2 separate regions of the Homo sapiens genome follow, and region 1 is linked to region 2. Evidence: chromatin contacts called from ENCODE Hi-C or POLR2A ChIA-PET data. All regions are on one chromosome and are shown on one strand. The core of a region is the stretch at or near the end of the contact, and the rest is flanking DNA. Distances in the headings are between cores, read along the strand shown. Region 1 has its middle 41 kb from the start of MIR492. Region 2 has its middle 3.4 kb from the start of MIR492.

What was found. A loop is a pair of places that touch in the nucleus more often than their neighbours do. ChIA-PET counts read pairs that join two places held with the same protein, here RNA polymerase II (POLR2A). Pooled maps may share reads with other maps.
Region 1: a map with no recorded cell type shows a loop between it and region 2 (4-fold over the local background). The contact joins two enhancer-like sites. A Hi-C loop is called at or near these places in 5 of 168 maps with a recorded cell type or tissue (B cell, GM12878, OCI-LY7 and 2 more), 36 of 37 single-sample maps with no recorded cell type and 8 of 50 pooled maps. POLR2A ChIA-PET finds 5 or more read pairs at or near these places in 5 of 52 experiments (GM12878, HEK293T, OCI-LY7 and 2 more).

The regions. Positions count from the first base shown.
Region 1 is chr12:94,872,093-94,878,013 of GRCh38, reverse strand. No RefSeq gene overlaps it. Among named protein-coding and RNA genes, the nearest start is that of MIR492, 41 kb to the right of the region's middle. RefSeq lists silencers at 3,980-4,079, 4,090-4,699, 4,760-4,879. Within about 2 kb of position 4,309, at least 4 of the 41 ENCODE cell types and tissues checked have a DNase peak (open chromatin) inside an H3K27ac peak, as active enhancers do.
Region 2 is chr12:94,834,923-94,840,758 of GRCh38, reverse strand. It overlaps the pseudogene KRT19P2. Among named protein-coding and RNA genes, the nearest start is that of MIR492, 3.4 kb to the right of the region's middle. Within about 2 kb of position 1,263, at least 2 of the 41 ENCODE cell types and tissues checked have a DNase peak (open chromatin) inside an H3K27ac peak, as active enhancers do.

The sequences.
Region 1 (5,921 bases), core at 3,060-5,559, 34 kb before region 2:
ATACATTAACATCCACCTATCACTGGTCAATCTCTTGGGTTCTGGAGTCAGATTTGGGCCAGAAGTGTGTCACTAATTAAACATGCAGCCTTTGGCAAGGTGTTTCATCTCGATAAATCTTAGTTTCATAGTCTATCATATGGAGAAGATACTAACAACAATCCTGCAGAGTTTTGTGAGGATGAAACAGATTGATACATGGCTTTTCACAGTGCCTGGAACATATAAAGTACTCAATGCATGTAGCTGTGATACATGTTTCCTTGAAATTTTTCTTGGTCTTTCTCAGGGAAATATGGATTGATTTAATCAATAATGTATACCGCCCCATAGTAGGTATTTAATAGATGCCTTATGAAGGATTCATATTTAGGAACATGGTAAAGGAAAACAACATTTAATTACTAATGGTTTTCTAAATGGAGGATGACAGACTGGTAAGAAATTATGCCAGTTGATAACATTTCTTATCTACGAAAAGAAGAAATTATTCTCTTTTACTATTTATGTAAAATTGTAAACTAGTTCCTTTTTGTTCAATTTTATAACAAATGCCTATCTACCTTAATAGGTAATGAAAGAAGTAAGCTTGACCTCCTGATGCCAGTATACTTCCTACTGTACTAAGATGAAGACCTATGAATCCAGCCTGCAGATCAAGAGGGCTGAATAGGCCAGGTGTGGTGGCTCACACTTGTAATCCCAGCACTTTGGGAGGCCGAGGCAGGTGGATCATCTGAGGTCAGGAGTTTGAGACCAGCCTAGACAACATGGTGAAACATCGTCTCTACTAAAAATTCAAAAATCAGCTGGGAGTGGTGGTGGGTGCCGGTAATCCCAGCTACTCGGGAGGTTGAGGCAGGAGAATCGCTTGAACCTGGGACGCGGAAGTTGCAGTGAGCCGAGATGGTGCCTATGCACTCCAGCCTGAGTGACAAGAGTGAAACACTGTCTCAAAAAAAAAAAAAAAAAAAAAAAAATTAAGGCTGAATAACAGTGTTTGTGACTGGTGGAGAAGTTAAACAATTAAGAAAAAAGGGGAAAATATAGTGTTCTTAAACATTAGATGGTTTTCAAGGAATCAAATAATATGGCTGAGTTTAGAAGGCTAATGGAGATATGATAATATGAAACAGATAGACAACTCTATCATTAAAATATTTTGAAGATTCTTTAAACATATGAAAGAAACAAAGACCTTTCCCCCTCCCCCTGGAATAAAAAAGGGGGAAATCTGATTCAATCTAGTTTTACTTTTAAATTGATTCTTCAGGGTAGTTAATGAGAGCATTGGAAACATGAGGATTTCCATAGATGGCCAGTGTGACCGTGTTCCATTAGCAACTGACGTGTTGTTATTTATTTGGTACAGTTGAATAACATTCTTGGTTTCTGAAGGGAATTTAAAAATGATTCAGGCTAACTAATACTTCAAGATCATCCTAACAACTACTTAACTGAAACTGACTCCCCTCCCCCACACCAGGAGTCTTATTCAAGTTTAGTAAGAAATGAACATTAGGACGGGCTCGGTGGCTCACGTCTGTAATTCCAACACTTTGGGAGGCCGAGGTAGGTGGATCACCTGACGTTGGAAGTTCAAGACCAGCCTGGCCAATATGGTAAAATCCTGCCTCTACTAAAAATATAAAAAATTAGCTGGGTGTGGTGGTGGGTGCCTGTAGTCCCAGCTACTTGGGAGACTGAAGTGGGAGAATTGCTCAAACCCAGGAGGCAGAAGTAGCAGTGAGCCGAGATCGCGCCACTGCACTCCAGACTGGGCACGACAGAGCAAGACTCCGTCTCAAAGAAAAGAAAAAAAAAAAAAGAACATTAAATTGATTAGATATCACATTTGCAAAGCAAAGAGTATTAATTAGAAGGAGCAGGAAGAGGTAATGTTGTAGAAAGCAGCACAAGTAGTGTTAAAACAAGGCGCTGTGGTGAGATCACACAAACCAATGAAGTGGCTAACACTGTATCTCCAGGTTAAGATTTCTTACAATGCTGAGCAAGAATACTGATACTCTAATACTCACATAGTAATACTCTAAATCTTGAACTTTACTTCTGGCTAGGCCTTTAATGCATCTATTTAGTCCAAGTTGTCATTTTACTGATGAGGAAGCTAAGGCTCTGAGATGTCAAGTGACTAATCTATGACAAAAGCTCACGTTTTTACTTCCAGGAACACCTTTACACAGTTGCACCTTTTCTATGAAGCAGAGGAGGGCAGTATTGCATGGGCATTAAGTGAGAGGGTCCTCGTGTCAGACTGCCTGAGTTGAAATCCAGGCTGTGCCACTAACAAGCTGTATGATCTCGGGCAAATGACCTGCCCTCTCTGAGCTCGAGTATCTCCCTCTAAAAAAACCATAATATCCCAGTACGTACTTCATAGAGTTGTGTGGATTGAAATGATAAGACAGGTATGGCTCAGAAGTACACTTACTAACATTGTTATTTTCCCAAAGAAAGGCAAAAACATAAAAGCTCAATCAGAAGAGATTATATATCCAGGGAGGAAAAAACCCACTGCATACAGATCATAAGATAAAGTAAAAAAGGGACATAGCAAGTGTCATTAATTGTCGTTTCTTACATTTCCCCCTCACACATCAGTCACTCCTCCCCCTATCTGTGCTGATAGGCACCAAAGAGAAATCCAGACAAAATGTTTTTATTCATTAGATCATTAAGGTACTTCGTGTAATATTACGGTCTCTATAGTGCTGCTGACAATCAATGTTAGAAAATTATAAAGGTATTTCTTTGGCAGTGGTGATCTGCCAGAATAACTGGCATAAAGGCAATGCCAAAGCTGAAACACTCATGAGAAGTGTTTACCCGGCACAAGCCTTTGCATTCCCACTGCTGTCTGCCTGCATACCTGTCACAGCCGCTTTGGAAACACAAGCGTCCTTGGATGCTTTTCAAAGGATCCTCTGACAAACAAGAGATATTTTTTTCTACACAAAATTCAGGCTGCCTTGAGTTCCGTGCTATTTGATTTACTTTGTTCAGCAGTCGAAGCAGAATAAAATCAGATTTCTTCCTGGAAGACCTTCCCACATCATTCCATCCTGTTCTTGCGGATTTAGATCCTGCATTCTGAGCTCAAGGGTGTGCAGCGTTTTCATGATCTGGGGAATACATTTTTCCCCCTTCTCATTTTTTTCCCGCAGAAGCATTAGCATTTGGGGATGGGCTCCCGTGTTGTTTGGAAAAGTTGGGGTGGAGGTCGATTGTGAAGAGAAAGCTGTGCACACAGGGGACTGCTAGGAAAACCCGTGGGTTTCGCTGGAATGGGGATGCTGACCTCTTCCCCTGCCGAGCTCCTTCACCTGAATGAGACCAGACGGTCTCTGTTCCACGGTGTTTCCTCCAGCCCCGGGTGGATCTGCTGTTTACCGCTCTTAACTCTCTTCCCACCCCTCCTCGGAAAGCTTTATGAATGCTCAGGACTTTCAAAAAACAATCGCAGAATCTAAAGAATGGTAAAGGGCCGACGCACTGGCTCACACCTCTCATCCCAGCACTTTGGGAGGCCGAGGCTGGAGGGTCGCTTGAGGCCAGGAGTTCGAGACCAGCCTGGGCAAAATGGCGAGACACCAGTCTCTACAAAAGAATAAAAATACAAAAATTAGCCGGGCGTAGTGGAGCACTCGCCTGTGGTCCCAGCTACTGGGAAGGCTGAGGCGGGAGGATCGCTTGAGCCTGGGAGAATCGCAAGGCTGCAGTGAGCCGAAATCGCGCCCCTGCGCTCAGCCTGGGGGACAGAGCGAGACCCTGTCTGAAAAATTAAAAAGAAAACGAAGAGTAGGAACGGACATTAGCGGGCCACCTTCCCATCCCATGGGGAGAATTTTAAGGTGGTACTTTTAAGGCGGGTGAGAATTGCCATCTGCGCTCTCCGCCAATCCACTCTTGCTCCGCAAACTTGGGGTCCCTGTAGGGTGGGCCCAGCTTTCACCCCAAAGCTTCTCCAGCTCAGTTCTGGGGGCCGCGGGGCAGGCATCGGAGACTCGCTCCGCTCCTGGTGGGGCCAGAACTCGAGGAAGAGGAGAGGGGCGAAGCGGCCCGAGGAGGCGGGGACGCTGCGACGGCGGCAGAAAGGCCCCGGGGCCCCGGAGCTCCGCGAGCTCAGTGCGCCCTTGGCCGGCTCCGCGCCTCCGCCGCAGCCCGGGAGAGCCCCGGGGACCCCGCGGCCAGCGCTACCCCGCCCCGCCCCCGCCGGCTTGGCGGCCGCGGCGCAGGCGTGTGCAGGAGGGGGCAGCGCGGAGCTCCCGGCCGGCCGAGCGTCGCCGCCGGCCCAGCCCTTCTCGCGCCCAAGTCGCCGAGCCCCGCCCGGACGGCCCAGACACCATGCGGAGGGTGAGTGCGCCGTCGCCCCGGGGTGCGGGGGCGGGGGCGTGCGCCGGGGTCCTCCCAGCGGGAATAGTGAGGGTGCGGCGGGGACGGACCTCGGCGGGGAGCGCGGTCGCCCCCGGGGGACTGAGGAGGGGAAGGGGCGCCGCGGGGACCCCGGGCCCGCACTCTTCGGGGCTGCGCTGGCACGTCGGAGCCCTGGGCCCGCGCTTGCGAGGTGGGCTGCGCCCGGCACTCCGCCCCACGCCTGCTGGCGAGCCCCTTCTCCGGCTCCCCTGACGCCCGCCTGGCTGCCAGAATTCTGCCCAAAGCCCCGGTCCTTCTTTGGGAGCCCGGGCAGCTCTGCTGGGCGTCGGTGGGGCTCCCTTGGCGCACACCCCAGAGACGGAGCCAGCCCCAGGTCCGGGCCAGGTGGGCGACAGGTCGAGGCCGGGGCTGGGGTTGGGGAGAGGAAGGATGCCTGCACTCCGGCATTTGGAAGGCGCGAGCCTCCTCCAGGCACGGCCCGCCGACGGCGCGCAGCTCCTGGCCTGGGGCGCCCTCGGGGGCTGCGGCTGCTGCTTTACCGGCAGGTGCCAGGGAGCCCGCGCTCACCCCCACCCTCCAGCCAAGGCTGCCTGTGGAAAAACGAAAAATAAACAGGCTCAGCTGCAGTGGCTCTTCCACCTCCAGGGACAGCTTGGGGGACTGGTGCTGCTTGTTGTTAGCCCCGGAGAGAGCGCAGGCCCTAGTGCAGCTCGTTCTTACTTGTCTGGGGAAGTTAATTGACACGAAGATGCTGGCGACTTTGTAAGTTACCAGACCCGTTTGTATTTTAACTTTGGAAATGGAAGGTGCTTTAATCAAATACAGGATCTCAGCATTAATATGTGTGGAAAAGCAGTAGAGGAAACTTAAGGAAATCCTATTGGGTACCCTCCACATTGTCCCAGAACTCCTAAGGCCACCCTGAAGACAGTTTACGCGCCAAGGAAGGGGTGGAGGGGTATTTTCTGAAGAGACAAGGCTGAGAAGAAATGGAAGAAAACCAAACCAAAACAAAACAAAACAAAAAAAAAGAAGAAAACAAAAACGGAATAAGACTCTCCCACCAGAGTCCATGCATTTCTCTAGGTTGGAACTTGAGGTTGGCTTGTTGTAAGGTACGTAGGCGCCTATTGCTTTGGTCATCTGAGTGGCCCTTTCAGAGATTTCCGCCTCTCAGCGGCTGGGCTGCTCCCAAGGGAACTCGGGCCCCTTTTGGCTGGTGGTACCAGAATTAAGTGTTCTGTGTGTGTGTGTTGAAGGGGGTGTCTTTGGAGGGAGTATAGAGCAAATGTGAATTGGCCCCAGCTGCCCCTGGAAAGTCTCTCAATGAGCTGACACGGAAATTTACCTGGCTTATACTTTTGGAGCTAGTCCAGACCTGCTCAGGTGTTTCTGGGGAGAACAGGATTCCAGCCAGGCTGGCCAGCTAGTTTGGCATGCAGCAGAAATGGAAACTGGCCGTGGTGAGGTTACTTGTTTGAACTCCAAATTCAGGGGTCAGCAACCTCCTTTTACTCTCAGTGCCT
Region 2 (5,836 bases), core at 14-2,513:
TTTTATCTTTTCTTCTCATTCATGACTTGTTGAGAGTTTCGTGACAGCATATCTCTTGAGGAAGCACTAAGCATTTAATCAAGAAAGAGAGAGGAGAAAGCAAAACCTCTCTGTAAATGAATTAATATTGATGCACTTTCAGAATTTGTTCTTTGGGTGTGTTAATAACTCATTCTATGCGGGTCTTCAAAGTGCTGAGTGATGGGACCATAGCCAGAAGCAACAGGCTAGAGCCTTGCCATGCTTGGGGGCTTATCACTTTTCATCCAGGTCCTCGCAGCAGTGGTAATTAGGAAAGACCCTTGGGGTACAGCCTCCAGTGAAAATAGAGGATACATGCTGTTCCTCCTGGATGCATGGTCATCATGGCTATGGTATTCATTAGTGAGAGAGGCTCTGATGCATCCCAAACTGGGGGTGTCTGGGCAACCTCAGGGATTTTATGGGAACCTGAAGCCTTAGGATACACGTGCTGCATCTTCTTGGAGCATTGCTTTGTTTGGTTTAGTTTTCACACTTTTTTTTTTTTTTTTTTGAGACAGAGTCTCACCTTATCGCCCACGCTAGAGTGCAGTGGCGCGATCTCAGCTCACTGCAACCTCCACCTCCCGGGTTCAAGCGATTCTCCTACCTCAGCCTCCTGAGTACCTGGGATTACAGGCGCGTGCCACCACACCCAGCTTATTTTTATATTTTTAGTAGAGACAGGGTTTTATCATGTTGGCCAGGCTGGTCTCGAACTCCTGACCTCAGGAGATCCACCCACCTCGGCCTCCCAAAGTGCTGGGATTACAGGCATGAGCCACCACGCCTAGCCTAATATGAGTATCTTAAACAACATGGTATGTTCATCAAAATGAAAACATTTACCTTGGTACAACACTGTTAACTTTAGTTGTTAACTACATACTTTATTCACATTTTCCCAGTTTTTCCTCGAATGTTATTTTCTGTTCCAGGATCCAATCCACATTTTATTTAGTTGTCATGTCTCCTTAGTCTCCTCCGATGTATGATACTTTCATCTTCCCTTGTCTTATATGGCTGCTATAGTTTGGATGTTTGACCCTTGCTAATCTCATGTTGAAATCTGATTTCCAGTGTAGGAAGTGGGTGCCTAATGGGAGGTGTTTGGGTCATGGGGGTGGATCCCCAGTGAATAGCTTGGTGCTGTCCTTGTGGTAATGAGTGAGTTTTCACTCTGTTAGTTCCCATGAGAGCTGGTTGCTAAAAAGAGCCTAGCACCTGTACTCTCTTTCTCTCTCTTTTTTTGTGATAAGGTCTTGTTCTTTCACCCCGGTTGAAGTGGACTGGTGTGATCACGGCTCACTGCAGCCTCAACCTCCTGGGCTCAAGAGATCATCGCACCTCAACTCCCCGAGTAGCTGTGACTTAAGGCACGCATCACCTTGCCCAGTTAATTTTTCTATTTTTTGTAGAGATGGCGTTTCACTATGTTGTCCAGGCTGGTCTCGAACACCTGGGCTCAAGAGATTCTCCCCTTTTGGCCTCCCAAATTGTTGGGATTACAAACATGAGCCACCGTGCCCGGCCCCTCTCCTCTCTCTTGCTTCTCCTCTCACCATGTGATCTCTGCACACACCAGTTCCCTTTCACCTTCTGCCATGAGTGGGAGCAGCCTGAGGCCCTCACCAGAAGCAGATGCTGGCACCATGCTTCTTGAATAGCCTGCAGAACCATGAGCCAAGCATGCAGATGTTGCTTTATAACAACACTAAAAGGCTTGAGACGTATGACCTTGACACTTTTGAAGAGTCGTGTTCAGGCATTTTATAGAATGTTCTTCCATTTGGGTTTGTCTAGTGTCTTCTCAGGATTAGACTGAGGTTATGGACTTTGGGGACAAATACGATTCAGGTGATACGCTGTTCTCACTGCGTCCTTTGAAGGAGTACATGATGTCAAGATGGCTTGGTACTGGTGATGTCTCATGTCTGCTAGGTTTCACTACTGTAAGGTTACTGTCTTTCCCTTTCCATCATTGATTAAGTAGAGAGGAATCACCAAGTCCAGCCCATACTCAGGGCATGGGGGGATTAAGTTCCACCTCATGGAGGAGTATCAAAGAGTCTGTGGACATATTTTAAAACCACCACAGTAATTAATATTTGTATTAGTATTCAGCTAGGAGATATTTTAAGGTTGTGCAGATAATGTTTCTCCATAAAGTTTCACACATTAATTTTATCTTCATCAGTGGATCTTGTTAAAGCAGTTATTACTATGGTGTTTAATCATGATTTCTTCTTTTCTTTCTTAAAAAAAAATTTATAAACTGTAAAGTTCTGTATTAATGTCCATAATCCTGCTGTCACCGAAAGTGCAACAGCTGATCATTCCCAGGAAGACTGAAGGCCATAATTTTTTTTAGGGCAAACATTTCTGCTCCAGTGAAATACAGGTGATTTTCTATTTTCCTAATTCTTTCTATAATTATTAATTGGAATTCTTTTGTAAGGAAGATCTGTCCCTTTTGCTATATTTACTTAGTCACTTATTTATTTCAGTATAGGCTCACAGATATTTGTTTTATTCTATGATCTTATACTACTATCCCCCCTTTTTTCCCTCTAATTTGTTCCAGCTTTGGCTATTGGGAACTCCTTCAGTTTGGCTTATACGTCCATTTGACATGCCCCATCTTTCTTCTTTTTTCCTTTTCTCACCCTTTCCTTTTTAAAAAAAGCACCTCCTTTGCTTTCTGGCATTCTAAGATGTCCAGGTTCATCTTGTATTTTCCTTGCTGCAGTTCTTGAGCCAGCCATTTCTTCAAGGAACACTGGTCTCTTGGAGGTCATCTGGAGGATGGTATTTAGAAACCAAGATCCAGATACTAAGTGTGCTTGTTGCTGTAGGGACATCACAGCTTCAAGGCCGCCTGAGTGGAAAAAGCTAGGAAATATATGTGACATGTACACCCATATATAGTGTGTGTGTGTGTGTGTGTGTATATATAATGTATATACACACACATCCCTATATTTCTGTATCTGTGTGTGTGTATAAAACAATGCCGGCCAGGCATGGTGGCTCATGCCTGTAATCCCAGCACTTTGGGAGGCCGAGGCGGGCGGATCACGAGGTCAGGAGTTCGAGACCAGCCTGGTCAATATGGTGAAACCCCATTTCTACTAAAAATACAAAAAAATTAGCCAGACATGGTGGCGCACACCTGTAGTCCCAGCTATTCAGGAGGTTGAGGTAGGAGAATCGCTTGAACCCGGGAGGAGGAGGTTGCAGTGAGCCGAGATTGCGCCACTGACTCCAGCCTGGGAGACAGAGTGAGACTCTGTCTCAGAAAAATACAAAAAACAAACGAACAAAAATCAATGCCATGAGTCATACTGATATTGCGACATCACTTTTACTCAGTAACTTTTTGGAGAACATGATTTTAAATTTTATTTTTTTTTAATGAGAATAAACTTATACAGTTGACCTATTAGGATGGCATTTGGCCACAAGCAAAAGAAGAGTTATCCAACAGTACTGTAAACAAGCAGGGGTCCACATTCCTCACAGTCATCCTTGGAATAAGTGGAGGCTGGCCTGGGCACAGAGACCAGGACAGTGTTAGTGCTCAGGGCTGAGATCCTCTTGGCCTTCCTGGCTCTTTCCCCATGGCGGCAGATGGCTGCTATAGCAGCACTAAAGGCAGTGGAAGGGTCAAAAGGCTTCTTTTGTGTGATATGGTTTGGATATTTGTCCCCGCCCAAATCTCATGTTGAAATCTAATCCCCAGTGTTGGAGGTGGGGCCTGGTGGGAGGTGTTTGGGTCATGGGGCAGATCCCTCATGTCTTGGTGCTGTCCTTGATATAGTGAGTGATAGTGAGTGAGTTCTCAGGAGATCTGGTTGTTTAAGTTTGTGGCACCTCTGCCCCAACTCACTCTTGCTCCTTCATTCGCCATGCCATGTGACATGCCTGTTCCCATTTTGCCTTCTGCCATGAGTAAAAGCTCCCTGAGGCCTCCCTGGAAGCTGTGCTCAGGATGCTGGTGCCATGCATGTACAGCCTGCAGAACAGTGAGCCAGTTAAAACTCTTCTCTTTATAAATTACCCAGTGTCAGGTATTCCTTTATAGCAGTGCACGAATGGCCTAATACGCTTTGCATAAACCTATGTCTTTTTTTTTTTTTTTTTTTTTGAGATGGAGTTTTGCTCTTGTCGCCCAGGCTAGAGTGCAGTAGCATGATCTCGGCTCACTGAAACCTCTGCCTCCCAGGTTCAAGCGATTCTTCTGCCTCAGCCTCCCGAGTAGCTGGGATTACAAGCATGTGCCACCATGCCCGGCTAATTTTTGTATTTTTAGTAGAGACGGGGTTTCACCACGTTGGCCAGTCTGGTCTTGAACTCCTGACCTCAGGTGATCCGCCTGCCTCAGCCTCCCAAAGTGCTGGGATTACAGGTGTGAACCACCGCACCTGGCCAAACCTATGTCTTTTTATTGGGAAAGGAAAGTTTCCCTGCTGACCTCCCTGTTTAGTGAGAACCGAGTTATTCTTGCCTTTGACTTGTCACTGGCCAAAGAGAAGGAGAAAACCAAAGAAAAGGTTGAATCCCATCATCATTCACTTTCTGAGGCTGAGAGAGGGACCTGTCCTCCCTCAGATTGGGCTCAAAGGGGACAGAAAGGGCTGCTGGGTGTGCACATATAGGGTGGCCTAGGATGTAGACTTCTTAGGAACTTTTAAAGATAGGAGATACTTAATGCTTACCTTCCAGAAGGAGAAATGGAGACACAGAAAGGTTAATGTACTGGCCAAAAGTCACAGAGTATGTGCTGGAGCCAGGGTTGGAAGCCAAGGAGTGTGGTTCCAGAGTCTGTAGACACACGCTAGCCACAGGCACGTTGGATACAGTACACTCTGGGATCTGGACCTGCAGGAATGCAGGCCCGTGTTGAAAAGGTGCCAACCCCTCTGGCTCATTGTGGGTCCTGGCAATCCACATTGCAGGGTCACCTTTTTTTTTTTTTTTTTTGAGACGGAGTCTCGCTCTGTCGCCCAGGCTGGAGTGCAGTGGCGGGATCTCGGCTCACTGCAAGCTCCGCCTCCTGGGTTCATGCCATTCTCCTGCCTCAGCCTCCCAAGTAGCTGGGACTACAGGCGCCCGCCACTACGCCCGGCTAATTTTTTGTATTTTTAGTAGAGACGGGGTTTCACCGTTTTAGCCGGGATGGTCTCGATCTCCTGACCTCGTGATCCGCCCGCCTCGGCCTCCCAAAGTGCTGGGATTACAAGCGTGAGCCACCGCGCCTGGCCCAGGGTCACCTTTTTGACTGAGATGTTTTCTGTTATAGTTGTCCCTTAGGCAATGTGAAGAGGCACCCCTGTCCATTACACCGTAATTTGACTTGGCCTTCTGGATCATTTTATGTGTTGACATTTGCCCAAGAGGAGCCTGGGGATTAGACTGGAACTTTTCTTTGCTCTTGTTTTTTTTTTTTTTTCTTCCCTTGAGCCATAAAATTTTGCTGGCAGGTCAGGGGAAGAACCAGGGGTAAGGGTCTCTTCCTTCCCATCCTCCTACCCAGGAGACGTGCTTTGAGGAGAGCAGAGGCCCCAGAGCCTGCAGCCTCAGAGGACCTTGGAGGTGGACAGGTTGTTGTAATGATCTTCCTGGCCCTCAAGCAGGCTGCGATAGGTGGCGATCTCCTGCTCCAGGAGCCGCTGGTACTCCTGATTCTGCCACTCACCATCAGCTCGCACATCGCCCAGCTGGGCTTCAATACTGCTGATCAGTGCCTGGATCTGCACCAGCTGGGCTCCAAAGCATGCCTCTGTTTCTGCCAGTGTGCCTTCTAAGGGAGCTT